3 separate regions of the Mus musculus genome follow, and all the other regions are linked to region 2. Evidence: chromatin loops called from intact Hi-C (ENCODE). Cell type or tissue: left cerebral cortex. All regions are shown on one strand.

Evidence for each region. A loop is a pair of places that touch in the nucleus more often than their neighbours do. Peaks named below come from ENCODE experiments on the same cell type or tissue, not always from the same donor. Only the 100,000 strongest peaks of a DNase experiment are listed, where the experiment ranks them.
Region 1: a loop joins it to region 2, with 4 times the contacts of the local background. A loop is called at or near these places in 4 of 42 quality-filtered maps.
Region 3: a loop joins it to region 2, with 2.6 times the contacts of the local background. A loop is called at or near these places in 2 of 42 quality-filtered maps.

The regions. Positions count from the first base shown.
Region 1 is chr6:57,697,512-57,705,511 of GRCm38, reverse strand. Lancl2 (LanC (bacterial lantibiotic synthetase component C)-like 2) reads right to left here and starts at 3,057. Exons shown (of 9, transcript NM_133737.2): 1 at 2,249-3,057. The coding sequence starts at 2,452. In left cerebral cortex, a CTCF peak has its summit at 3,075; DNase peaks (open chromatin) are centred at 2,426, 3,645, 4,309, 4,575 and 2 more places; H3K4me3 peaks cover 2,646 bases; H3K27ac peaks cover 3,333 bases.
Region 2 is chr6:57,605,271-57,613,270 of GRCm38, reverse strand. Herc6 (hect domain and RLD 6) reads right to left here. Exons shown (of 23, transcript NM_025992.2): 7 at 6,093-6,229; 8 at 5,564-5,637; 9 at 2,350-2,468; 10 at 1,437-1,496. Among named protein-coding and RNA genes, the nearest start is that of Herc6, 28 kb to the right of the region's middle. In left cerebral cortex, a CTCF peak has its summit at 3,460 (motif pointing left); DNase peaks (open chromatin) are centred at 5,082, 6,150, 7,159, 7,521 and 1 more place; H3K27ac peaks cover 2,518 bases.
Region 3 is chr6:57,508,027-57,516,026 of GRCm38, reverse strand. Ppm1k (protein phosphatase 1K (PP2C domain containing)) reads left to right here. Exons shown (of 7, transcript NM_175523.5): 4 at 269-434; 5 at 909-1,053; 6 at 1,951-2,085; 7 at 5,178-8,000. The coding sequence ends at 5,309. Among named protein-coding and RNA genes, the nearest start is that of Ppm1k, 23 kb to the left of the region's middle. In left cerebral cortex, no CTCF peak of the experiment used is centred here; DNase peaks (open chromatin) are centred at 2,134, 3,922 and 4,475; H3K27ac peaks cover 1,086 bases.

The sequences.
Region 1 (8,000 bases), 92 kb before region 2:
CACAGACAGCCAAACCAATCCTGAACAAAACGATCTAGATAATAAATGCACTGAGTTTGGCCTGCTGAAAACAGCTCAGCAGACACCAGCTTTTCTGTAAGTGTATCTGTTGTTTCTCCATTCCCTCCATTGCTCCATCAGGTCAATCCCAAAGCAGTGAAGGTCATGGCAGTGTGGGAATATCAGACCGCAACATACAAAAGAATGAAACAATATCTTCATTTGTCACCCTGCACAAAACCCAAGTCCAAAAGGATGAAGGACCTCAACGTAAGAGTCAATATTCTAAAACTACTAGAGAAAAAAGCAGAGAGTATACTTCAATGTACAGGCATAGGTGAGCACTTTTCAAACAGGACTCCAGTAGCCTAGGCAATACCAGCAACAGTCAACAAATGGATGGATCTCAAAATAGGAGAAAGTCTTTTCCAACTACAGGTTCAACAAAAAAGGAGCATCTAGTGTTTAAAGTTCTCAAAAGGGAACTACAAATAGTATACATTTTCAAAAGTGTTCAACATCCTCAGCGATGAGTGCCATGCAGATGAAAATTGCCTTAAAATTCCATTGTGCCTCAGTCATCATCAAGAATACAAATAAGAAATGCTAGCACGGAAAGGACCCTAATATAGCTGACTCGTGTGAGGCTTTGCCAGTGCCTGGCAAACACAGAAGTGGATGCTCACAGTCATCTATAGGATGGAACACAGGGCCCCCAATGTAGGAGCTAGAGAAAGTACCCAAGAGCTGAAGGGGTCTGCAACCCTGTAGGTGGAACAACAATATGAACTAATCAGTACCCCCAGAGCTCCTGTCTCTAGCTGTATATGTAGCAGAAGATGGCCTAGTCGGCCATCATTGGGAAGAGAGGCCCCTTCTTCTAGCAAACTTTATATGCCCCAGTACAGGGGAATGCCAGGGCCAAGAAGTGGGAGTGAGTGGGTAGGGGAGCAGGGTGGAGGGAGGGTATAGGGGACTTTTGGGATAGCATTTGAAATGTAAATGAAGAAAATATCTAATAAAAATATTAAAAAAAAAAAAGAAATGCTAGGACAGGTGTGGGGAAAGTGGAATTCTTTTAGACTATTGGTGAGAGTGTAATCTGGTGCGGCCGATTTGGAAATCAATCTAAAGGGTTCTCAAAAGTTAGAAACAAAAACACCTTATGCGCTGAGCATGATGGAGTATAACTTTAATCCCAGCACTTGGGAGCCAACGGCAAGTAGGTATCTGTAAGTTCTAGGCCAGCTAGGAGATAGACACATAGTGAGGCTCTTGTTTCAAACATAAATAATACTTTAAGACCCAGCTATAGCACTCTTGGGCACATACCCAAAGGATCCTTATCACTGCAACTGGCACCTGAGGGTTTGGCCATAAACAAGCCATTTGAACTACACCCTCTAAGATTTAGGAACATTGAGGAAGAATGGTCAGGAAAAAGAAAAAAAATCAAGAGCCAAAAGATAGGGGAAATGAATGGAAAAATCCTAGACGATACAGCCAATGTGACCATGAGCTCAGAATTGCTATAAATATAATTATTTTTGCAGGATGTGCACAGGACAGGCCCTCCCAACAGTCAGTCACAGATGGGGAGGGGCTCACGGGACTCTAATCCTTAATGCCAAACTCTCAGCAACAGACTGACTCTGGAAGAGGGGTAGCCATTGTCTTCAGTTGTGTATGTACCCCACTGAACCCACCAGGTTCCAAGGGACAGTTCACAGAGACAGTCCTGGTCAAGCCCAAGGGGGATAAAACAAACAAAGACATAAATGGATGGGGGGGGGGGGAAGCAATTCATAGGAGAGGTAACTGTACAGACGAGGGAAGGAGATGAAAGACAGTGGGGTGGAAGCAACCAGAACGCATTAAATACATGTATGAAAAATGAAATTGTTAAAGAAGAAAACAAATCGGAAAAAAATTAAGAGGGCGTGACTTTAGCGTTTCTCCAAGCAAGGGTGTGCCCACAGGCAGGTGTGACAAAACTCTACCTAACTAACATCAAATTCACATTTTACTGCCAGGAACCATCACAGTGCTCCATCAGACTGTTTCAGTGTCTCATCATGGGGAAAGCACAGCTCCGCAGCCTTTCCCCGGCTGCTTGGGCAGGACCTACACCGGGCGGGACGTACGCCGATGACGTCAGCGCACCCAGGGCGTGACCGCCGGACGCTACCATTGGCGGAGGTGGCCTCACCCTCCCAACCGCTGGTCCCGGCCCTGGCAACCAACTCACCTTCCCGTTAGGGTGGAAAGGGAGGCCCGGGTCTTCCGTGGTGGGGAGAGGGCAGACACGGCCGGTTTCCTCCGCACTTCCAGCGGCGAGCCCTGCGGCGGAGGCGGCGGCTTCATAGTCTGGGAAGGGATTGGGGAACGACCGCTCCTCCATCTCCGCCTCTCCTAGGTGGAACTTGAGTCTCTTTGACATGGTCTCGCCCATGTCCGCGCGCTTTCCCTGCCTGAGAGCTCAGGGCACGGCGCGCAGGCAGGGACAAACCTCCTGGAAGGCGTTTGGGCCGGGGCTCCGCGGCGAAGCCTTCCTGGAGAACAGTGGCTTGCACATCTGGATGCAGCTAGCGCGAAAAAGCCGAACCTCCAGCCTTCGCCAGTCACGCCCTCCCAGCAGCAGCTCTCAGCCTGACGGCCCAGCCCGCCGAGCCGCACAGTCTCCCAGTTACCCTCGCCTCTCCCGTGGCCGTGTCCTTCCGAGAGATTCTAGAGAAAACGCACGCCTAGAAAGCTCACGTTCCAGTAGGGAAAGCCTGTAAAGATGGGTTCATTCAAAGTGTGAGCGATTTGCAGACCAGGGAAAAGCGCACCTTCAGATGCTCCATCACCAAACGGACTGCATTTCACCAGCCCAGCCTTGCCGCCCGTCAGTGTCCTCGGCCCCTGGTCGTGCGCCAATCACAGGAACAGTAGCTACTTTGATTAAAAATACCTCTTCTAAAGAAAAGAAATTCAAAACGGCCTAAAACAGTGAAAAGATAGCCTCCCGAAGGGGGTGGGGGGGGATACAGTCCCTCCCATTCATCACCACTGGGAGGGGGGTTGCTTGGAGGAGGAGCCACAGGCCTTTGTTTTGTTTTCTTAATGTTTTGTTTTCATTCTTATTGTTTTGAGTAAGTACACATATTTAATAATGATAAATAATATAGAAGAATAATTATTAAATCAGCTAAATATTTTATAGACCAGAGAACCCCATGGTCACGAGATTAACATAATTGGCCAGCAGAATAACATGGATGGCAAAGAGGATACAAGCAAATAGATCTTTGCATTTCTATTATCACAATATATAAAGTCACAGCCTTCATTGGTTCTATGGGGTTTTTTTGCACTGTTTACTAGAACCAAATCTGTGTAATGATTTAAAAGGAAATATTGTATTGCAGTCCTTTCATTTAGTAAATATTGGTACTTGGTGACAAAATGTTTCTGCCCTCTGGACATATCTGGTTAGTAGGCAAGAAAATCAGGAATCAGAGAAGAGCCTGGTGTATGTGATTTCCGGAGCCCAAGCAAGGTACATTGTTATTCTAATGCCAAAGGTGACATAATGGAACAATATCAAACAGCCAGGATTTCAGGCATTCCTGCCTTTGGCCTCAGAGTGGAGTAAAGTGGAAAAGGGTTAGGTTTTTATCCTGTCCCTCGCTTATCATATGCGCAACCACAAACCTCCAGTGCATGATCTTGAAAGTGTAGATCAGAGTTACAAGAGTCAGACTCTATCTCCTGGAAGCCCTAACTAGCTAAGCTCTGCCACCAGCCTTAATATCCAATTAAGAGACAACGGTGAAAAGCAGAGAAAGATTTGTTGAACGCACCTACATTGGGAAGAGGGACAAAGAACCAGAGAAAAACACAAGCAGGCAGTCTCAAGGACACTCTCTCTCTCTCTCTCTCTCTCTCTCTCGCTCACTCTCTCTCTCTCTCTCACACACACACACACACACACACACACACACACACACACACACGGCCTACCGAGCTTGTTGGTAGATCCTGACCTTTTCGCTGAGGATTAAACGGTAGACCAGAGATTTATATGCCTGGCTAAGCAGCCCAGGTCCAGATATTGTCTGGCTCAGCATTGGCCCATCACTGTCTATGCTTCTATACCTTCTACAAGGTGGTCTGACAAGTCCTCCCACTGTGAAAACTTTAGGAGACAGTTCTTCCTCTGGCTAGCCTAAGTTTCAGCCTCTATTATGTTACTCACAGAGAAAGTCCTCAGATTGCACGTAGATTTATGCTATTACTATAGCTGGGGTATGGGAGCCCAGCCCAGGAATGAACAGGTTCCAAAGAAGATGTAAGGCTTGGGCAAGGGGAAGGTTGAGTCAGACAGCAAGTTGGGGGTCGTTTGCAACTCTGACTAGCAATCAGAAATGTATTTATATAAAGGTTTCAAAAACATTCCTGATTTCTCAGATGTGGATCATAACCATTTTGTCTTGGCCATACGTTTCTACTATGTCCAGGTTTCTAGGTTAAGCCCAGGTAGAATAGATGTAATCATTAACCCCATATCCCTATTCCTAAAATTCTGCAAATCATTTTAGCTTAAGCAAGCATGATATAGCAACCCATTCTTAGGCTGGCAGCATTTTGCAGTTTCAAGATGCTTAGATAGAAAATAGATAGAATCTGAGTCAGTCCAGATGAATCACTCTGCTTTAAGCACTATACTTTTAACTTTAATGGTCAATCATATTACTTGCAAATTAGCCTGAGTCTGAGAAGTCAGACTTAGGAACTGTTGTAGCTGTAATTTAACTTTGTGATATTTGTATCTATAATCCTACAAGAATTTGTTTAATAAAACAATTCTTTTGTTTCTAAATTAATTACAACATTACAACAATCAGGTATAAGCCAATCTTTAAAGGAATGATAAATCCTAATGCCTTACTCTTCTTACATTCTTGTATATCATTCTTATACTGTGTATATATGCTGTTATATTATCCTAGTCATCCTAGCTTTTTGTTACTGAGCTCTTATTAGGGGCTTAATATGTATGGCCCTTTACCTTGTATATTATATTTCTAGGAAATCTAAATATTCTGTATAAGTTCTGTGCTCTGATCTGCTGTCATGTCTCCTGTCCTGCTGAACCAAGTCAGCCTCCTCTGAGTTCATACTATTCTAATTATTTTGTTTCTGAGTTTGCTTTAGGGGCAGATAGCAATCTTCAAGGCATAGAGAAGACTCCCAAGTAGCATCAACTAAGGTTACTTCCCAGAAAGCAAGGGGTAGTACATTCAGGAATATTTCAGAGGTCTACAGAAACAATTTGTTCTCAAAATATTTTAAAAGAGCATGCATTTGCACCAATATTTAAAGGACTCAATTAACTTTGTGGTTGCTGTTTAGATGTAAATACTCCTAATTGTCACTATTTAGTCTATCATTGTCTGGGTATCTGCTATCTAATGACTATGGCACACCCCAAAGCTTACAATTTTTTCTTCATTATTGTGTATTCCCAGCTCTCATGCTTTTCTGTTGACTTTAATTTTTATCATTACATATTATATCATGTATATAGGATACAATTAAAGAATCACAACTTGTCTGATTAATTTGGGGAAACAGGACTAAATATATTATTATTGGACTATCTATCCCTCTGGGAGTCTTACAAATGGATAATTTGTCCTTCAGAATGAAAGTGGCATATCCCCCCTTTCTCTCCTCCAGGCCCTCTCACACCCCTTTCCCTCCCAAGTTCATATGGGGTTTTTGTTGTTTTAAAACAACTGAGTTCCTTTTAATGCTGCCCATATGTGCATGGGTATAGGACCATCTACTGAAGCTTGATCCAGACCCCATCCCTGACCTCCAGGCTCTTTACCTTGTAATCCAGACATTTGGGTGAGTGCCTTCCTTCCTTCCTTCCTTCCTTCCTTCCTTCCTTCCTTCCTTCCTTCCTTCCTTCCTCTTCCTTCTCCTCCTCTCCACTCCTCTTCATTTTGCTCTCTTTCTCTTTTTCCCTCCCCTCTGTCTCCTTCCCCATGGTAACTTTCATGGCCTCCTTCCTTGGTGCCAGTGAACTCTCTGCCTGAGACCAGCTTGGCAATAAACCTGCATTTATATATACTTTAATCTGGCTTGAATAGGCTCCTTTGACTGCCTGAGAAATAACTTATCAATACTCATTGTCTTAGTAAGGGTTTCTATTCCTGCACAAACATCATGACCAAGAAGCAAGTTGGGGAGGAAAGGGTTTATTTGGCTTACACTTCCATACCGCTGTTCATCACCAAGGAAGTCAAGACTGGAACTCAAGCAGGTCAGGAGGCAGGAGCTGATGCAGAAGCCATGGAGGGATGTTCTTTACTGGCTTGCTTCCCCTGGCTTGCTCAACCTGCTCCCTTATAGAACCAAGATTACCAGCCCAGAGATGGTCCCACCCACAAGGCCTTTCCCCCTTGATCACTAATTGGAAAAATGCCTTACAGTTGTATCTCATGGAGGCATTTCCTCAACTGAAACTCCATTCTCTGTGATAATTCCAGCCGTGTCAAGTTAACACACAAAACCAGCCAGTACACTATTGCATGAGTGCACATATCTTACCAGCCCAGTCATTGTAGCTCCCAGAATTCACAACTGGGCAATACAATGGTTTGTTTGTTTGCTCCCCAATAGCGTACGTACATAGTATTATGAAAGCAGACCAGTACAAATGAAGCTGCTAGTTATGTACCAGCTTTGCTTCTACAACTCACATATGTGGTATCTTCAACAACGAGGTCTTACCATTGGACTCTGGGGGGTGGGTAATCAAGAGCAACATCAATAGGCTGTAACCTTTGAAAAGGGGGTGTCTATAGAACTACACTGACCAATAGTTCCAAAAAAGGTAACCCATAACCGGCTCTGGCTCTCGCTTTTTTTTTGGGGGGGGGTCGATATTTTATGATATACATAGAATGTATACCATAATCATAGAGTAACTCAATATAAACTCCTTGTTCATAAATATATATTTTAGAGAAGCTTCTAAAGTAGTATGTTTCCATTAAAAAGGTCTTTAGTATTAGTTTTCTCCCTCACACTCTCCTCTACCCTGCCCTCTCAAACCCCACCTCATTTAATGATTTCTGTTCCATTACTTCCTTTCCCCTTCATAGCACCTGTGTGAATAGCTTTTTATATTTAGCAATGCACATTTGATGTTTGTATATTCTTTAAGTTTTTAATAATATGTAATTGATCCATAATAAGCCATTAGATTTTAAAACTGGCCATACAGGGCCATTGAAGTATTTTGAATCAGGCTTTAGCAACATTTTTAGGGATTAGTAACCATTTGTAACTTTTGTAACTTTTTGGTGTATATTTGACCTGGGCATGATTAGGGAGGTGGGGTTATCTATACTTTTGTTACTATATTATATAGTTTTTGTATATTTTATGGGCCATCAATTTTTATATATTATAGATATCATATCCAGGTTCAAAATATGTTCTACTATAAGGGAATTATATATGATTACTTTATTGGGTCATTATTACAGCATAAATTTTCATTTTGACTACAATAGCTACCTGTTAGTTCTGGGGTTGTTGTTATTATTAATTTAATAACATTTTCTTAGAACCTTTGTCTATTAAAATAATGTCTTGTGTCTCTACAAATCTAAATTGTTAATTGGATATATGCCTATTATCTCAAATCTTATAAATATGTGTTTGACCTGGAGTTCTTACTGGCTTTGGATTTTTTAATTATTTTAAATTTGACCATTTCATATTTTTTTTTCTTTGTTTTGAAGGAAAGTAGTTCTCTAGAAATTATTTCAAGCTTGTAGGCCACATTCCTGGAATTAGTGCCTCGTTATTTAGGTTTAATGTATATGTTCTTTTTGAGTTGAAATATAACTGTGTTTAGGTGTATAGTCTGTGTTGGACATGTTAGATCTGCTGTGGGTTCTAATGTTAAAAGTAGAAAATGTTTCATTTCCTCAGAG
Region 2 (8,000 bases):
TGTTGGGTACTGGTTTGCTGTAGATTGCTTTTTATCATGTTTAAGTATGGGCCTTGAATTCCTGATCTTTCCAAGACTTTTATCATGAATGGGTGTTAGATTTTGTCAAATGTTTTCTCAGCATCTAATGAGATGATCATGTGGTTTTTGTCTTTAAGTTTGTTTATATAATGGATTATGTTGATGGATTTCCGTATATGAAACCACCCAGCAGGGAAGAATCTTATAGCTCGATTGCAACTTGATTTCTCAATATCATCAATCCAAGGCATGCGGTCTTCTCCAACAGAATCTTACCAACTAGTTCTAGTGGTGGTTTGCTCTTGTTACAAAAATAAAATGAAATACAAGTTGCATAGCAAAAGATACCCAATATCCTTTGAAGGCTTTCACCTTTATATATACAAGCATCACACACACACACACACACACACACACACACACACACACACACACAAACTGAGATGGTTAGTCTTATATCAACTTGACACAAACTAGAATCATAAGATAGGAGGGAGCTTCAACTGACAAAATGTTTCCATAAGATCAAGCTATAGGAAAGCCTATAGCACATTTTCTTCATTAGTGACTGATGAGGGAGGGACCAGGCCATTTTGGGTTGGGCCACCCCTGAGCTGCTGGTCTTGATATCTGTAAGACATTAATTAAGCTGAGGAGGTCCTGAGGATCAAGCCATTAAGGAGCACCCCTCCATGGCCTCTGGGTCAGATACTGCCTCCGGATTCCTACCCTGCTGGAGTTCCTATCCCGACTTCCTTCAATGATGAACAGTGATTTGTAAGCATAAGCTAAACAAACCCTTTTCTCTCCAAATTGCTTTTGGTCATATTCTTTCATTACAGCAATAGTAACCGTAATTAAGACACATGCAAAGAAAGAAAAAAGACGTGATGGAATTTCTGGGAATGTGGATCGTGTGTGTGTGTGTGTGTGTGTGTGTGAGAGAGAGAGAGAGAGAGAGAGAGAGAGAGAGAGAGAGAGAGAGATTCCTAAGAGATATAGATGGCCCAAACACTGAACATTAAAAGAATTACTTAAACTATTAGGTAATGTCAGCTGCTAGGAGATGAGGACAGGAGGGTCAGATATGTAGGGTCCTCCTCAACTACACAGGAAGGTCAAGGCCAGCTGGTCTACATGAGAGTCCTGGCTTTGAGATAGTAAAGCATGTTTAAGTACAGCTGTTTATCTGTAGATATGAATAGCCTGACCAAAATGCCATTCCCTCCCATTAGACAACAGAGGGAGGAATATGGAGGAGTTAGTTTATAGCATGAAAGAATCTTTTATCAACCAGAGAATTCTCTATGTTGGAATCCATGTGATGACAAAATTCACACTCAATCTGGTTCTATAAGTTTCCTTTTAAACGGCCCCCAGTATTTTAGATAAAGTAAATTCCACTGAAGCTTTACCTTTTCTTCAGAAAGCTCGCTGTCAAACAAGCAGAAGATGAAAATATCAAGCTGATTTCTCTGCAAACATAATAACAAGACAAGGGAAAAGTCACATTTGGACACTGTGAGGTGACATTGCCATATGCCAGTGCTTCTCAACCTGTGAACTGCAACCTCTTTTGGGGGGTCAAATGACAATTTCATAAGGGTGGACTAAGGCCATTGGGAATACCAAATATTTACATTATGATTCATAATAGTAGCAAAATTAATTATGAAATACCAAAAATAATAATTTTATGGTTGAAGATCACCACACATGAGGGACTGTATTAAAATGTCACAGTATTAGGAAGGTTGAGAACCACTGTCATATGCAAATGTGTTGAGCAGTACTTACAGGTATTCTAGGATTCATGTAACCTGTGGGCTGCAGGATAGAAATACCTATAGCCTCCTTTATCTTATATAAAAATAGAGTTCTAGACTCATTATTAATATCCACATTATGAGCATATAACTTATAGATGTTACTAATGAGTATCACCAAAACGCTTTATAGTTATTTTTCTATGCATTTGCATTTAAATAATGAATACAACCAGTTAGTCTAAAGGCCTAAATTCTGACCGAGAGTGAATCAACTATGAAGACCCAAAAGCAGTACAACTTGCTGCTAAGATCCATTCATACATCTCCCTTACTTAGAAAGGTACATGCCATGTACATTCTCCCTGTAGCTCTTATATTAAATAAACTATTAATTACAAATGCACATTAATGACAAATCCAACCAAAAGTTAATAAAAGAGAATCATACCCAAAATGTAAATTCTGTTAGGACAAAGCTAAACCTCTCTCTCACAGCTAGGACAAAGTGATTAGGACTTCAGAATCACAGAAGGGACTCTAAGTCATCAAGCTGAGTCACCTTTTGGCGCCTTCACGATCTTTTCTTTTATTTGCTGCTCTCCATTTCTTTACCAGAGACTGGTTGATTCGGATTATTTCTGGCAGGATTTTCATGGAAACACCTGTAGACCTAGTATGCTTTAAGGAAGAAAATAAAGACAAAAATGACCAGGGGAATGCACATACACTTTGAGTGACAATCAGTAAAGTGCCAGGCACAGGCAAGGCCTGTCCTCTTGCATAGGTGTTTGGTGGGTTGAGCTTTTGCTTCAGGGTGAACATTCTGTTTCCTAACTTGTGCCATTTTGCTTGGTCTGGATTTTAAAAAGTGTAATAATGCAAGAAAAGATTAAAAATAGAGACAGATAGGTGCTTATAAATCAATATTCATCTTACCATCCTTCAAACGGCCATACTATCGATCAACAGATGAATGCATTTTCAATGTGATAATATAATATGCAGTGAAATATTACTCAGCATTGAAAGTGATACTATAATATAATGTAGGTGTATTCTAGACCATGCTAAGTGGAAATAAATCAATTAAAAAATAGGAGACATTTTATGATTCCATATATAAAGTATGGCAAACTTATAGAAATAAAGAAGAAATTAGCTAGGACTGAGGAGGCCAGGGAATGAGGAATTATTATTTAATAGATATCAAGTGTCTGCTTGCGATGACTAAAATGTTTGAGAAACAGTGATGATACTTAATGGCATTATGAATGCAATTAATGCCACAGAAAATTGTAGGCAATGTGTTTCAAATGCCACATACACAATCTTATATGTAATTTGAGATAGGGTCTCACTATATAGCCAAGAGTGACACTACACTCATACACACACACACACACACACACAAACACACACACATACACTACTTTTCTTCAATCAAATAAAATCCTCTGGAAAAATATGTACAAATACAATGCTTCAAGTGTCCCTACCCACTGTGCTGGTGATGGGCTCTATGCCAGGATTTTATTCAGACTCAGCCACATTTCCAGCTCCTACCTGAGCACTTTGATTTAAATCCCAGTGGTTTGGAAATTTACCAATCACAACGGTTTATTTTCTCTTGTATCTAAGCATCTCAGTACAACCATCTGCCCCCTACCGGCAGTTATGTATCATTTATTTTCCTCTAGCTTCTCCTTGAAAACTTCACAAGCTTCTTGTCACTTGTGCTCACCACTGCTCCTGTCCTCATGCTCCCTGTCCTCATTCTTGACAACTTCAAAGGTGATGACAGAAGTCTATCTCTTGCTTCAACATCTCAGCTCCCAATCTCACCTCTACTCCTTTCTCTCCTCATTTTAGCTACTCCTGACAGGGAGAAGGGTTCCAAACGGAAGCGATTGACTCCTGGGATTAGATAATTCTTTGTTGTGAAGGATACTACACATAGTAAGATATTTAGTACTCACTGTTCCTAGCCCTTACCCACTAGAAGCTAGTAGTAGTCACTGTCAGCATACCAATCTAAAATGCCTACAGACAGAACCAAATGATTGTTAGAATGCAAAATGACCCTTACTTAAAAAGCATGAACTTATGTCTAGGGCATAAACTGGACTTTTACACTAACAATTGCTCCATTTTTAAGCACCCATTCAGAACAGTCTCTCTAACCATGCATCAGATCTCGCTCTTCGACCATCTCGTTACTCTGGAACTAGCTTAGCTCCTAAACTTCACTCTTCTGATCACTCCCACAACTCCTTTAGGCCTCCCTTATTGGACTGCAAAATTCCTTCTTGTCATTATGTTCAAGTCTGGATTACTCCAAAGTCAGTTCCCAATGCCTGACACCACTGAAGACAACTGCCCATCGTGCTGGCCAACCACATTCAATCTGTGATCACAAATTTCAAATGGGCACTTCCAAAGACAGTTGCTTTCTCTTATTCTGAGACAACCATTGCTCCTCTCCTTGCCTTCCCCCACATTCCTTTGCTTCTCTCACTCTCACATCAGCTTTGGTCATCAAGCAGTACTATGCACCAACTCATCCTCATCTGCAGCCACAACAGCATATTTCTTTCCTGAGACATCTCAATTCTACACTACATTCTCTCAACTTGACATAAAGCTTAGGGAATCTCAATTGAACTGGCTCTATCAGACTGGCCTACGTTGTTTGCTTCTATAGAGCATTTTCTTGATGAATGATTGATGGGTGAGGCCTAGGTGACTGTAGGTGGTGCCATGCCCAGGCAGATGAGCCCGAGCTATATAAGAAAAGTAACAGAACAACCTACAGCAAGACAGGAAGCAGTGTTCCTCCAGGCTCTCTACTTCAGTTCCTGCCTCCAGGTTCCTGCCCTGAGAACCTACCCTGACTTCCCTTCATGATGGACTAGTAAGCTGTAAGCCAGTTCAACCCTTTCATCTCCAGTTTGCTTTTGGTCACAGTGTTTTATTACAGCCACAGTGAGAAGAACTGCTACAGCACTGGACTCTGTTTTCTCTCTCCTGCTCTGGGACATTCTTCTGCCACTCATGAGAAACCATCCCATTATCTTCTAATTTTACTTTCTTGTTAAAATGTCTCTGTTGTCAAAATCCTTGTTTCCACTTCCTCTCCTCTTCTTGCATTGACCCCACACCAGGGTTTATTGCTCTCTGTTAAAATTAAGCTCTGTGCTTGTCTGTCTTGACTTTCCTGCAGAGATGCTTCTCTGGAAAAAGCTGCCTCCAAGTTCCCAAATAAGAAACCATTCTTTCACATCTTTTTATTTGGTTCCTCCCCTGCTTTCCCAACTGTGCACGGTAGCCTGATTTTGTACCTCTTCTTCCCCTCTGTCTCAGGCATCTCCCCTGCCCCATCTTCCCTCTCTTCTTTTGTCTTAAGCCTGCCCCTCATTGCCCACATCTTTCTCCTGCCATCCCCATTTCGAGATGAAATTCAGGGTTCTTGATTTTGCACTCAAGACAAGTACTCTCGCACTGAGCTACAGCCCCAGCCCTCAGTTCGTTTTTGGAGACAAGGTCTTGTTGACATTTCTACCATTTTAATAGAGGAACACATTAGTAAGAGATCTGAAAATGAATAATATACTGTCTCAAACAATACTCTGAAATTTAGGGAATGGTGGGTACAGCTCAGAAGAAAGTGCTTACCTAGCATACACAAGGCTCTGGGTTTGAGTCCCCAGCACCAGGAAAGTAAGAATTCCTGAAATCTAGAGGGAAAAATAAGTCTAAAAAGGAATAACACATACTGATACCCGACGAGTTGTCACAAAGTTGGCGTGTGCTCCAGCAAAAATGTCTTTGACTTCAATATCCACAAGGTCTATAAAATTAAGAGATCCACGTTCAAAGTTTTACTGGGGAAAAATAAACCTATATATAATTAAGTTAAATTTATTCATTTGTTAGAAATGTATACTCTCCTAAATTCTGACTACAAATGGCATAAGAATTAATTTTGACCAGATCAAATATTATTTATTCATTCAATAAACATTTATAGTTGTCTAGGCCCTTGCAAAACGAATCAGGGTTAACTTACTTAACTATTTGCTTGAATGTAGCAAACCATGTTGTTTATATAATTAACTAATTTGATGTCTTTTGAATCACTTAAATCTTTAGAAATGATTACCTATTACTCCAGGAAAAAGATTCAGCAGTTTAAATTGAAAGCACTAAGAACCAAAATCATAGTTCAGTGGGATCCTGTGAAAGAAGACTGAATGCGATGTCTCTTTCAGTCAATCAGTCACGAGCTAGTGGAAATATTCATACCCTCTGCAGCTAGCAGGCAGGTAATATCAGAGTTCTCTGCGGGGGCCTCCTGATGAGTTGGGTTGCTTGTGTGACTTGGTCCACGGCCTAAAGATACCACCTGACCAGTGGTGTAGACATATGCAATGGTGTGATAACTACAATATAAAATACAATAACAGTGACAATATGATAGTCCAAAGAACCAAACACCCATGAGTTTAAAAAGAAATGGAAATGACAGATTTACCTTCACCATACAGCCAGCTGTCTCATTATAGTATTTGTGTTGCAGAGTACTAGGCCTAGGCCTCCTTCAATCCCTGAAGAGGTGGTATTAACATACTATGTGGCTTTTTTTTTTTTTTTTTTTTTTTTTTGGTTCTGTGTTGAGACAGAAGCATGGTGGCGCACATCTTTAATCCCAGCACTTGGGAGGCAGAGGCAGGTGAATTTCGGAGTTCGAGGCCAGCCTGGTCTACAAAGTGAGTTCCAGGACAGCCAGGGCTACACAGAGAAACCCTGTCTCGAAAAACCAAAAAAATAAAAAAAATAAAAAAATAAATTTATGTTTAGGCTTGCCACCATCTCTTCATGTAGCCAAGGATAATCTTGACTTTTTGATCCTTCTGCCTTTGACCTCCTTTGTGCTGGCATTAGAGGCAAAGCTCACCATCACCACCACACCACCACCACCACCACCACCACCACCACCACCACCATCACCACCATCATTGCAGCTGAGACCACTGCCACCACACCCAGTATATGTGGTTCTAGAGATCTATCCCAGGACTCACTGAGTGGTAGGCAAGCACTCCACCAGTTGTGCTACATATCATGTATTTTATTTATTTATTCTTAATTTTAAAAACAGCATAGAAAATATCAGGCTTCATCACGATGCTGTGTCAAACACTTGTTTTTATTAGTCCCTTCTGCCATCTCTCTGTGTCCCTGCTCCTTTATCCTTCCACCCCTGTGGCATCTTCTTTCTGCTTTCTTGTCACACGTGTTCCATTGCCCGCCTTCCTTAACACTTCTTTTCTCCCTTTCTGGTCCCCTTTATAGTTTTTTGACCTATCACGCTCTCACCCACACATATACACACAGACAAACAGTAAAAGCTAAGATCTGCATGAGACAGTACATGCGTTCGTATTTCTAAGCCTGAGTCATCTCTCTTAAATAGTAATTTCTAGATTTATTCATTTTCCTGGAAACTGTATATCCCATTTTTTTTCTTGATAGCTGAAGAAAATTCCTCTGTATATGTATATCACATATTCATGACCTATCCATCTATCAAGAGACACCTAAGCTGATTCTATTTTCTGGCTTTGGTGAATAGTTTGCAAGTGCCTCTGTGGTAAGATATCGGAGTCCTTTGGGTGCATGCCCAGGAGTGGTACAGCTGAGACAAATGGTAGCTCTACTTTTAACAGCTTGAGGAATCTCTCTCTTGATTTCCATGGTGACTGCACCAGTTTGCACCCCCAGCAGCACTGACTTTTTCTCTCCCTCACCAAGATTCCTTTTACTTTTTTTCCTGGTGACAGCTGGTCTGACATGGGTAAGGGTTGCCTGAGTGAGGTAGAATCTCAAATTGGTTTCCATATGCATTTCCCTGAAAGCTAGGGATAGTAAACATGCCTAAAAATGTTCATGGTTATGTGTGTTGCTTATTGTGAGACCCTTCTGCTCAATTAATGGCTTGGCTATTAGCAGATTGTGTTTTTTACATGGTCTAGGTTTTAGCTTTCTGTTTGAAGTAGCTGGCAAGGATTTTCTCCCATTGAAGGCTGTCTGTTAATTCTGTTAATAGGTTTCCTTGCTTTGTTTAAGCCTTTAAATTCCATTCAATTCAACTGTTAATTCTTAGAGCTATTCCTATTCCCCTGGAGTCCTTCAGAAAGTTCTACTACTTTC
Region 3 (8,000 bases), 97 kb after region 2:
ACACAGACTACTTGGAGACACTGATGCTTTGCACACCAAATTAGTTTACCAGCCATTTTGTTTGCATGGAGCCTTGTTACAGAGTTAAGTAATCGCTTCTCTGCATGGCATTACTTACATAGTTTGCATTTCATTTGCATAGCTCTGGTTGAATTAGAATGGTTCCTCCCAGCCTTAAGTTATCATGCTTCTGTTTTATTTTGTAATGAAAACTCCATATCTGAATATTCCTATTGCTAACAGATGCTCTGTTTTATAATATTTGTAGCAAGCCTCCTGACCTCTGGGACTACTGCAACAGTAGCCCTGTTGAGAGATGGTGTTGAACTGGTGGTAGCCAGTGTTGGAGACAGCCGGGCTCTTTTGTGTAGAAAAGGAAAACCCATGAAGCTGACCACTGACCATACCCCAGAAAGAAAAGATGAGAAAGAAAGGTACTGTCATCACACCTTGTTATGGGGTGATAGCTATAGATGCCATAGAAACAGTGTTCTATTTTCTTCTCTGGTGTAAAACACCCGGGCCTCTTGAAAGCAGGCGCACAGCCACTACTGCAGTGCAGATTTTCTTGTTTTGGTTGTTTCGGGTTTGTTGAGCCTGGATCTCATGCAGCTCAGCCTGGCTTTACATCTGTACCCTGCTTCCTTGGCCTCTCACACGCTGGGATTATCAGGTTGTGTACACCATACATGGCTTAAATTTTTCATTTATATCTTATTGTGGAATTAACATGGGCTGGCCTTATACTGGAAACCCTTCTCGGCCTTCCCAAGTTCCTAGATTATGGGTATGTTTTGAAACACTAGGCTCTAAATTTCCATTTGTACAATTGGTATTTAAACCAGTGCCATAGTTTCTTGCACACTATATTGTTATTGTTATTACTATTAATACTTTTTCTTAACTAGGATCAAGAAATTCGGTGGGTTTGTAGCTTGGAATAGTTTGGGACAGCCCCATGTAAATGGCAGACTTGCAATGACAAGGAGTATCGGAGATTTGGATCTTAAAGCCAGTGGGGTAATTGCAGAACCTGAGACAACAAGGATTAAGGTAAGACAGGATCAGAAGCATTGAGTCATGCGCAGAGAAATTCTAAGGACTTGTCTCACACCGCTGGCTGTTTAAAGATTACCTGAAGGAAAGATGTTTTTAAAGGGATATTAGTTTATGAAGAAACTTAAAATACGATGTTTATTTCTGGCCTGATGAGGGTGAAATCTTTTTTCCTCTGGTAGAAGGCCCCTGTTGTCCTTCCTTTCCCAAAGCCTGCTTGGAAAGGAAGGACAACGATTAGTTGTTATTTAGATTTGTTATCCCTGCTTGGAAGTCATCCTCAACTTTCCTTCTCCACTGAGCTCAATAGCCAGCCACTTTTATATGTACAGCCCAGCGCCTGTTACTCTAAACTAGCCACTGCATGGTACATGCCCTGCTGCTTCCTGCTCTAGAGCTCCTAAGTCAGCACAGTATAATGGGAACTTTACAAATGACAGGGCATGAATGCTTATAGTTGAAGGAAGGATTTCCACATAAGGAAGATATCTCACATTTATTTTATGAAACAAATACTTATGTAAGATTTACTGTGTGGCAACCTCTGTTCAAAAGAGATACAAAAGCTATCCTCATTTTGCAAGGAAATAAATTGAAACAATACCAAGACCTAAAGCATATCAAGTGCCTCCCAACCCCCAACCCCTGTCAAATAAATAATAAAGGCAGCCATTAGATCGAGCATTTGTCTGGCTGGCTGGCTCTTTGTTGATACTGCTAGGTAAATGTTTGGTTTATCCCAAGTAGTGTTGATGCTTAGCTACATTTTCAGTTTGCCAATGAACTCTGACCCAGACGAGCACTCCCTGCAGAATCGATACAATTTCCCAATTATTGAGTCATTTGGAGGGGATGATCTTGTTTGTAGTCACATTTGTTTGCTTCTGGTTGCAGCTCTACCATGCTGACGACAGTTTCCTGGTCCTTACCACAGATGGGATTAACTTCATGGTGAATAGTCAAGAGATCTGCGACTTTGTCAACCAGTGCCACGATCCTAAAGAAGCAGCTCATTCGGTGACTGAGCAGGTGACGTAGCGGAGCTTCTAGTGGGAAATTCCCAGGGAGGAGAGGATTAGGGACAGCACCACCGGCAAAGGGTGTTTTAGCTGGAGTGTCACAGTGAATTTGATTCATGATTGCATAATAGTTCTCATGAGCAAGTGCTGACAGTTCATACATTAAGGAAATGTGGAGTGGGCCTTCTAACTTTGAACACAACTTGAAAGAGAGTAACAGCAATCATTATAACAGTAATAAAGTAATATTTTCCTCATATATATTAACATAAAGCAGCATCACTGTGATCCTCTGAGGTCAGGCTTTTAATGAAAGGGAAACCAGACAGACCAGGCCACAGGACAAAACTGAGCCTCAAACCTAGGCAAGCCAGGGATCCTGAATCCAAATATTTGGCCTGGAACTGTACTGATCCATGTAAACAAGCAGGGTGAGCCGTGGAATCACAGTCAACTTCTGCCTACCAATGTGGGTGATGAAAGAGACCAGTAAAGTACAAGAGGGTAAATGGATGGCATTTCCTATCAGTCAGAGCTAAAACTTGAAAATGGATAATGACCAGGAAAGAACATGTAAAAGATACTTCTAGTCTGTCCTGATAGATTGTGGTTTTAAGTCATTATGTTTTAACTCAACACCTACGTTACATTTCCACTATTTACATTTTGAGTTCAGAGATTCGATTTGGCCCAAACTTTTAAGTCCTAATATTTGTGATTTAGACATAAGTCCTTTCCTTAACTTTTATTTATTTGTGTGTGTCTGTCTGTCCCTTTCTCTCTGTTTGCCTGCCTGTCTGTCTATCTGTCTCTCTCTCTCCGTGTGTGTGTGTGTGTGTGTGTGTGTGTGGTGTAGTTTCTTTTCTATTTCTTTTTCCTTTTTTTTTTTGGAGACATTTTCATGTAGCCCATGCTGGCCTTATATTTACATCTGGGCTGTCTACCTTGTAGTAACTAACAAGCTGCCTATGAAATTGAAGAAATAGGCCCAAGTCCATGGATAATTTTTTTTTAAACTCAGCTACCGATCTTGTAAGTAAATGTACTTTAGTTTATCCAGTTAATAATATTTATGATAGTAAAAATATTTATGATAATAAAAAAGAACATATACTGATGTTCTGTCTTACTTCTGTCCCATAACAGTTCTCCCGATAAGGAAATTTGTGTTTATTCTTTTATAGAAGGGATGAGAGATACCTTTTTAGATAGAAGTAAAAAACAAACATTTTATGGTATCTATTTGTGTGTGTCTCTTTTTTCAGATATTATCTTGTTAGGTTAAATTGTTACTGAGTTCATGCGCACGTGCGCGCGTGTGTGTGTGTGTGTGTGCGCGCGCGCGCGCGCGCGCGTGCGTGCACGCATGTGTATGTCTTTGTGCACACTGATACTGTGGTATGTGTCATGGAGGTTAGAGGGCAACATGTAGGAATTGGTTTTCTCCTTCCACCATGTGGATCCAAGGCATTGAGTTCAGGTATTCCAGCTTGACGTACAGCCTGATGGACAGCCTGACAGCCAACCTGATGGCAGGCCACTTTACCCACTGAGCCATCTCACCAGTCCTTCTTAGTTTGAATTTTGGGAAACAGCCTTGGCATGGGTGACACATGGCTGTAGTCCCAGCTACTCTGGAACCTGAGACAGGAGGATGCCTCGAGCACAAGAGTTCCTATTATTCTGTGTAGCAGTGAGAATTCATGTTTTCTCCTCCCCCAGTTAAAAAGAAAAGAAAAGAGAAAAGAAAAAAAAATGATGAACAGCCTCTTCAAATAACCCCTTAAAAGTACTTGCAGTTTGGGCCGTGGGTGTAGGTGTAGGGGGTTGTTATGCGTGTGGTTCTCTCTCTCTCCAGATTTGGAGAACTTTCTGGCTAATTTGAGAAGTGAGAATAAATTTATTCCGCAACTGGGAGCTGAACATATGGTCTCTTGAATGCTGGATGAGCACTCTACTAGTAAGGGAGGCCCAAAGTCCTGAGAAAAATAAAGGTTTTTACTGTTTAGCTTTGGATTTTTAATGTTAATCGAACTAACTTTTGTTTTTTGTTTTTGTTTTGTTTTGTTTGTTGTTTTTCAAGACAGGGTTTCTCTGTATAGCCCTGGCTGTCCTGGAACTCACTTTTTAGACCAGGCTGGCCTTGAACTCAGAAATCTGCCTGCCTCTGCCTCCCAAGTGCTGGGATTAAAGGCGTGCACCACCATGCCCGGCTTGAACTAACTTTTAACATGGGTTTTTTCATAATTTGTATTTCTTGGTTTTTGTCTCTGCCTATTATTTTATTACCATTTTAAATGGTTATTTTAACAACTGTATATTAAGTATAAATGGTACTTGACACATTTTAAGCAAGTTTTTTTTTCTTACAGTTGGTTTGTAAGCCGTGACATCCTTACCCACGCTTTCCTTTGCAGTCTTGGCCCGAGGATGTAGAATCTTTTGGCTTGTTTGATGCTAACTGGAACTCTCAGCACTTCCAAACACTGCTGACCAGCACTCATCTATGTGAACTGGTCCCTAAAAGTGATTTATAATCCTGCTGCAGGCAATTTCATTTATTTCCACTTTCCCATTGAAGAAGGAATATTAAAAACATTTTTGTTATAACCTTGTACATACCCATTTCTGAGGTTTTAAATGTTAAGGTAGCTTATACAGTGGTAGGTTTCTAGCCGCACTTTCATACAAAGATGTTCCTATATTTTGTTCCTTTTTATCCCTCACCCAATCTCTTCCATTTCTTGGGCTATACTCCTACCAGCAGTTTCATTGGTAAGAATCAGCATTTATTAAGGCTTGCCCATAATTGGTACCATGCTAAGGGCTTTGGGTGTGTCCTCACTGGGAGCACAGGTAATTTCTATTGCCAAGATTGCTACAGTGGAGCATAGGATATAGTTGAACCATCTGAAATTCATATGCACTTAATAACCATATGGCACATGGTTACAGGGTGAAACCATTCCAAACCTTGTTAGGTAGTTACATTTGTATCGTAAAGTGTGTGTAGAACCAGTTGGCCTTCCAGAGAAAGGATGCTGTGTGATTGCACAAGGTCCCTTGACTCCAGCGCCTGTCTCTTCTTCCCCACTCCTGCAGGCAATACAGTACGGTACCGAAGACAACAGCACTGCAGTAGTGGTGCCCTTTGGTGCTTGGGGAAAATACAAGAACTCTGAAATTACCTTCTCATTCAGCAGAAGCTTTGCCTCCAGTGGGAGATGGGCCTGATCGACAGCTCAGACTCGGAGTTCCTATGCAGCAGTGTCAGTGGGCTTATCAAGAAACTGGTAACACACAGAAGGCCACCTGTACCCGTGTGTCATTGTGACTGATCGATCCTAACAGTATAAGCTTACCAGCCACATACCCAGTAGTATTTTCATAAATCCTCATCATCATTATGGTCAACTGCACATGCTCAGTGTAAGCATCATAACACAGCTGTGAAGCCGCTGTGCATCTCTGAGCTGAATGGGAGAAGAAGCGGTTTTGGTCCATTTGATGAGTGATGAATCTGTGTTTCCTTTGTAAGGCTAGAGATTGAATCTGGGGCTTTCTAAGTTTTTAAGACTAAGAGGCAGATTTAGTTTCTTTTTAGTAAGTTTGTTCTTTATTCAGTTGGACAGGTATTTTTTTTTTTGAATTTTGATAGCTGGTCAATGTGTTATTTGCAAGTGTTCCTTTTTCCTTTCTCTGTAGAAAGCAGGTTTTCACTGGCTGACCTTGAACTCCTGGGTTCAAATGGTCTTCCTAACGTCAGCTTCCTGAGTACCTTTTAATTTTTTTTTTTTTAAAGCAGAACAAGCATATTTTTTCCCAAGAAGAGTGAGAACATATACCTAGGAGATGGGGGCATTCCAAGGGAGGGATACAAGGGATATAAGAGATAAAGGGATACAAGGTACATTTTAATAAATGTACCTAGGAGTTATAATAAAGCCTAGGTTCTCTATGACTGAATAGTGTACTCTGGATCACTTATTAGTAAATTTAACCCTGCAAAATACATGGCTAAAGTGTATACATATTTATAAATAGCTCTCTTGTGTATTTTAAATATTTTTAGCACTTCCCCATCCATTTCTATTTTTGTGGAGTTAAATATGCTATATATTGGTAACTGTTCGGTAAGCTCCAGAGAAGAATATTCTGAGGCTTTGGTCAAAATCTGTAAAGTGAAACACTGACAGTGCCAATCTTGTGTAAGTTTGTTGCTGTGTGGTTTGTATGTAGCGTTTTTATACCACTTTCTGTGCACACAGTAAGCGAGTTGGGGCCTTTGTTAGTAAAGATAATATTACAATGACTTATACTGCTATAGACATAGCTTGGGGTTTATGTCTCCAATTTCCTCATTTCTAAGATTCATGCGGAAAAAAAAATCTTTTACAAAGGATATTCAAACATGTCAGCTTGCTATGTAAATTAGGGGTGTAAAACCACACTCCTTTTTACCTGCATATAAAATTACTGTCAAACTGTGAATCCCTGAATGTGTGCTTGTAGTTAATCTATATTTTCACAGGGTAATTTAAATTTAGTATATGTGCAGTGAGTGTATATATGTATATTTTGAAGTAATATAAAATTAAAGGGAACAATCTTGTGGCGCATTTATCAGCTAGCTGTAAATTATTGATATATTTATCTCTAAGGACACTCAATAACATTGAGTGTCAAATTCTCTGTAATAAAGATTCAGTTGTTACTGGTAGATAACCACTATGGATTACAAATAAATATGGGGGCCAGTATTGGTGGCCTCTACCTATAATCTCAGGACTTAAGGAGGAGACAAGAGAATCGGGATGGTAACTTTGAAATTAGCCTGAGCTACAGAGCAAGTTCCACGGTAGCCTGAGCCACAGCTTGTCTCCCCGAACAAAGTATCAGCAACAAATGGCTGTAAGAGACATTTTATTAGGTGTCACGTATGTGGATAACCAAAGAACAGAGGCAGACATATCGTTGTGTGGTAATTCGAATATAAAGTTATGGGATATGAGAAGAACAGGAAATGTCAAAAGTGACTTGGAATTTTATGGCAGAAAACAAAGGAAAAATAATGAAATATATATACCTTCAAGTCTGACATGTTTTCTGCCTTTAACTTTTGTTTAAAATATTTAGTAGAAATAAAGAATAAGTTCTCAATAAAGAATTTAAGGGGGCTGGTGAGATGGCTCAGTGGTTAGGAGCACCCGACTGCTCTTCCGAAGGTCCAGAGTTCAAATCCCAGCAACCACATGGTGGCTCACAACCATCCGTAACAAGATCTGACTCCCTCTTCTGGTGTGTCTGAAGACAGCTACAGTGTACTTACATATAATAATAAATAAATCTTTAAAAACTAAAATTAAATTAAATTAAAAAAAAAAGAATTTAAGGTCTTTTCATGGATGTCAGTTGAAAGAAACAATGCTTTTCCAGACATGTTAGCTTACATGTGCAGTTCCAACATCTGGGGAGGCTGGGGCACAGTCATCCTGAATAGCAAGAGCCCAGGTCAAGGGACAAAATACACGGAAGAGAGTAGAGGACGTGCTCACTGTCCGAGGAAGAATGGGGAGACTAGCAGAGCTTAAAGGCCTTCTTGTTGAGTCTGGTGTTGAAAAGTTATGAAAACAACGTGTTTGTTTGTTTGTTTGTTTGTTTTTTTGTTTGTTTTTTGGTTTTGGTGTTTTTTTTTTTTGGTGTTTTTTTTTTTTTTTTTTTTGGTTTTTCAAGACAGGGTTTCTCTGTGTAGCCCTGGCTGTCCTGGAACTCACTTTGTAGACCAGGCTGGCCTTGAACTCAGAAATCTGCCTGCCTCTGCCTCCCAAGTACTGGAATTAAAGGCATGTGCCACCACATCCTGGCTTGAAAACAACTTTTAAGAGTATGGAGAACTTGTAAACTAATATGCACAACAAAATTCTC